Regions from separate parts of the Homo sapiens genome. Here region 2 is linked to region 1. A link is an interaction called in ENCODE POLR2A ChIA-PET data of the cell type or tissue named here. Cell type or tissue: PC-9. All regions are shown on one strand.

What was found. Peaks named below come from ENCODE experiments on the same cell type or tissue, not always from the same donor. Only the 100,000 strongest peaks of a DNase experiment are listed, where the experiment ranks them.
Region 2: POLR2A ChIA-PET joins it to region 1 with 7 read pairs; 8 of 35 experiments call an interaction of 5 or more read pairs at or near these places.

Annotation. Positions count from the first base shown.
Region 1 is chr5:134,591,232-134,593,731 of GRCh38, reverse strand. No RefSeq gene overlaps it. Among named protein-coding and RNA genes, the nearest start is that of SAR1B, 40 kb to the left of the region's middle. RefSeq lists enhancers at 720-1,313, 2,134-2,193. In PC-9, no CTCF peak of the experiment used is centred here; DNase peaks (open chromatin) are centred at 1,191 and 2,261; H3K4me3 peaks cover 666 bases; H3K27ac peaks cover 2,500 bases.
Region 2 is chr5:134,167,797-134,170,296 of GRCh38, reverse strand. The region is part of intron 2 of SKP1 (S-phase kinase associated protein 1); the gene reads left to right. Among named protein-coding and RNA genes, the nearest start is that of SKP1, 7.9 kb to the left of the region's middle. In PC-9, no CTCF peak of the experiment used is centred here; no DNase peak of the experiment used is centred here.

The sequences.
Region 1 (2,500 bases):
AAACATAAAGCAAAACAAAAAAACCTCTGACCTGGGACTGTCTTTGCCTGAACAGTGGAGCAGTATGGTGGTTTCATCCATTAAGCAGAAGTGTAATGGATGAAGAAGGGAGAATACCCTGTGTTTTAATCCCCTAGGAAAGTACTGAACTTGAAAAATCAAGTGGGCAGAGTAGCTTAACTGTCATGAAATAGTCCAAAGACTGCCCAGTGAAAGTGAATTGGACTTCATCTATGACTCCAGGACTCAAGAGGACCTGTGAATAGAAATGTCAGGTGTCAAAGAGACATTACAATTGAATTTAAGAGAGACCTTTTTAACACAGCTGTGGGTTGCCTTTCAAATGATGGGCTGTTGTTGGAATTCAAACAGTCTCTCCTAGAGAGGGGAACTCCATGGGATAGTGATTGGATGAAATGAGCTCTCACACTCTCCCCAAACTCAGAGGTCCTACAAACCACATGAGGCTTTTCAGATGAGGGCCATGAAGGAGTTAAAATTGACGGGGCAAGTTAGTGCCAATCCCATGCCCTTTCTTGACTGGATGGAAGTATTCCTGGAGGGGAGAGGAATCCCTAAGATTTACTCTCTTCTTGAGAGTCCCCTCTGATCCCCGATGCCTCTACGGGGGCATGTCTACTTCTCCTGTGACATTGGCTCACTTGAGACTCTTTTTTTTTGGGACAGGGTCTCACTCTGCCACCCAGGCTGGGGTACAGTGGTATGATCACAGCTCACTGCAGCCTCCTGGACTCAGACTATCCTCCCACCTCAGCTTCCTGAGTAGCTGGGACTACAGATGCCCACCACCACACCCAGCTAATTTTGTATCTTTTTGTGGAGATGGGGTTTTGCCAGGTTGCCCAGGCTTCACTTGTGACTCTTACCTGGATGTGGCAGAGATAAGGCCCATCCATCAGACCTCCCTCCCAAGCCTCCTAGGATGCTACTTCAGTAAGGAATGGGCATGAATATTCCAGCTGGCATTTAGGGAGCAATGCTTTGATACCAAGCAACAGGCACTAGAACCAGGCAGGCTCCCAGAGTCCCAAAATAGCAGTTCAGAGTACCCACAGGTGAAAGTTTATTTTGCTGAGTCACTTTTCCTCCTTGGCTTCTACAAACCCTTGGCTGTTCTTCTGAGTTTCATGTTAATCACAACATTCAATCCCTAGCAATGGAATGTTCCTTTTTTGCAAAAGGGGTGAGGTGAGGGCACAGGAGGGATGTCCTATTCAACTACCTCTAGCCTCTCGGGTTACAAGCTTTCAGGTGTGAAGGATGATCACAGAGCTGACAAGGGGCCTGAGTAACCCACAAGGCTGGGGAGCTGTGTGGTTTTTTGGCCCAGGCAGCTGACTGTCAGATATGTGACTGAAGCGGCTTCTCTGACCATCAGCTGTTTGCAACCAGCCCCCATCTAGGGGCTGCACCGGGCCAGTCCCTAGAGTGGAACTGACCCCAGACCACCGTTGGGCTTAGGGAGGCCCGTGAAAACTTGTAAACAAACAGGGTTTACCGGCTCAGAATCCGGGAAGTGAGAGTTGGTAAACAAATCCCTCTGGCCTCCTTGCCTCTGGTCAGTCAGCAAGTCTGTGAGTGCTCTCCTGTACCACTGTGTCCTGCCCTCCTCTAACACCTTTTGTGGCTCCTCATTTTGTCCACTTCATACCCATGTCCTCTTTGAGCCTCTCAGCCACCCTGCATGGTGGGCCCAGCAGGAGCTCTCATCCTTATTAACAAATGAGGAAACTAAGGGCCAGAATGCAGGTCAATAATTTTCCATTACCCCAAGGACAACAAAATTCCATTTCTAGCAGCTTCCTCTTTCGTGGTGGATTCATGGATAAATTCTCTAGACTTGAATGGCCACATGTTGCTTAATGTTCATTGAGAATGGAGGGAAGTGGCCGGGAGCAGTGGCTCATGCCTGTAATCCCAGCACTTTGGGAGGCTGAGGTGGGCGGATCACCTAAAGTCAGGAGTTTGAGAATGGAGGGAAGAATAAGGGGGACCACCCACTAAATACAAACCTCTAGACCCGAGGCAACCCACTTGAGCATTATCCCAAAGACAGAGGCCTCCATCCCTATCAGGGAGGCCTAGGCCCCCTTCCAAGCCTGAGGAGGGATGCCTCCTCTTCTCTTCCAGTGCCTCTAGGCCCTGCTCCATGCTTCACCGTGTCACTATCCCAGCCCGACCTGGCATCTCACCCCATGACCACGCCCATGACTAATCCTGTGCTCCTAATGGCACACTCACCTGGTGACAGATGAGTCAGCCGCCACAATGGTGTTCTGATGGTGCAAAGGTGACAAGCTGAGTGGATAAAGCTTCTTCCTTCTCTCCTCTGCCCAAGTTGTGTATGGAGGCTCACCCAGCCCCATCTGCCAGCTAGCCCCACCTCACCCAGCTGGCCTCAAGTTAAAGGGCCCTGGTGAGATAGGAGAATAGGGAATTAGGGTCACCAAGGATCAAGGCATAAGCAAAAGAACAGCAG
Region 2 (2,500 bases), 420 kb after region 1:
TGAGCCCAAGAGTTCAAAACCAGCCTGGACAACATAGCAGGACCCTGTCTTTACAAAAAATAAAAAATTAGCTTTACAATCCTTTACAGTCATAAAAGCCTTTATTTTATTTTATTTTATTTTTTTGAGATGGAGTTTCACTCTTGTTGCCCAGGCTGGAGTGCAATGGCGCAATCTCGGGCTCACTGCAATCTCTGCCTCCTGGGTTCAAGCAATTCCCCTGCCTCAGCCTCCCAAGTAGCTGGGATTACAGGCATGCGCCACCACACCCAGCTAATTTTTTTTTTTTTTTTTTTGAGATGGAGTCTCACTCTGTCACCCAGGCTGGAGTGCAATGGCACAATCTCGGCTCACTGCAGCCTCCACCTCCTGGGTTCAAGCGATTCTTCTGCCTCAGCCTCCTGAGTAGCTGGGACTACAGGCATGCGCCACCACACCCGGCTAGTTTTTTGTATTTTTATTAGAGACGGGTTTTCACCATGTTGGTCAGGCTGGTCTCGAACCCCTGACCTTGTGATACGTCTGCCTCTGCCTCCCAAAGTGCTGGGATTACAGGCGTGAGCCGCCATGCCTGGCCAATTTTTTTGTATTTTTAGTAGAAACGGGGTTTCACCATGTTAGCCAGGCTGGTCTTGAACTCCTGACCTCAGGTGATCTGCCTGCCTCGGCCTCCCAAAGTGCTAGGATTACATGCGTGAGCCACTGCACCCGGCCAAAAGCCTAATTTTTAATGTGAGTTAAGCCTCGTTCCAAATTACATTTGGATCTAAACAAGCTGGTCTTCTGTATGTTTCCTCTAATATCTTAGTTCTCAAGATAAAAGTATTTTACATTTTATAACTTCTTTCTCTCACCTGATTAAAAAGATTTCATACTTGTTCAGGAAAGACATAAGTGACTTGTTCTACATAGAGCTTTACATGAGACATTGTCATTTTACAGTTTCACTCTAAGCTGAGATAGGATCAGGGATAGGCATTGGTGGGAGGGAGAAGAGAGGGGAGATGAGTGAATCCATCCATGCAAGATAACATGAATTATTTTTGAATCTACTTTCATCTTTACCGCTCCACTGGAACTGCTTATAAAGCTCAGTGAACCCCATGTCATCAAGTGCATTGTCTGTTTTCAGTTCTTATCTAGACCTGTTGACATCATTTGATGCTTGATTATTCCCCTCTTGACTTGGTTCCCAAAATTCCACTTACTGCTTACCTCACACCCTTCTGTCTTCCAGTCTTTAAAGCCTGCAGTTCCCCAGGGCTTCATCCTTGGACCTCTTCGCTATATCTCTACACAGCCATTTGCTTGATGATAGTCTCATAGCATTATAAACCATCTATACACCAGTTCCCAAACTTACCTGCAGTTGTGATTTCTTCTCTTGATTTCTGGACTTGAACATACAACTGCCCTTGGATATCTAGTATTTTACATTTATGAAACTAGAGCTCTTGATCCTCTCTTCCTAAAAATAGTTCCTCTGACAGCCTTCCCCTTACCAATTGGTGGCAACTTCATCCTTTTCATGCCATAAACCTTAGTGTACCCTGACTCTTTTCACATTCTACTTGCCATCTGTTGGCAAATTCTACTGTCTGTACCTTCAAAATGCAGACAGAATTAGGTCATTTCTTACCACCTCCTTAGCTACAAACCTTGTCCAGGCTATCATCTTGTGCCTGGATTATTGATAGCCCCGTAATTGTGTCCCTTAACCCATGTTCTTTAACTTCCTTACCCATAATATTGTTAACTGTTCCTCATATATCCTGTTGGAAAAAAGTGTATTTCTGTTTTTATTCGGATAATTTTCTTTTTTAACCTACTTTAAAAACTTTAATCTTAGGATCATACCATTATGTTTGGAGCTCCCTGCCTTGTTTTTGTCAGTGGCTGCATGATCTGTTTTGTGCGTGTTTGTGCGCATTTTTAGTATTTTTAGTGTGTATATGTATACACATCTCTAGGTTTCAGATTTGAATAGATTGAGATTTTATTACCTGTAATAGTTTTCATTATTTTACTTTTTAAAATACAGTTCATCTGGAGAATTTGATATAAAGGGTAAGGAAAGGGTCCATCTTTAATTTTTTCAGATGGCTACCCAGTCATTCAAGCCCAACTTACTAAATCACTTTTCCTACCAATTAAGAACTTATTTTATGTAATATTCCTTTATTTGTGTACTCACACAAGTTTATATAGTTTTGGGTGGTCATGGACTCCATCGTTAGGAGCCACCAATTTTTAAATGCTCCTAAGAGAGCTGTTCTAAGTAAAGTACTTTTTATATTCTTTCAGACATGTCTTATAAGTTATAGTCGTCCCTTGGTATCCATGGGGGATTGGTTTCAGGACACCCCTGTGGATACCAAAATCCACCAATACTCAAGTCCCTTATAATAAAACAGTGTAGTATTGGCATATAACATATGCACATCACTGTGTATACTTAAAATCCTCTCTAGATGGCTGGACGCGGTGGCTCACGCCTGTA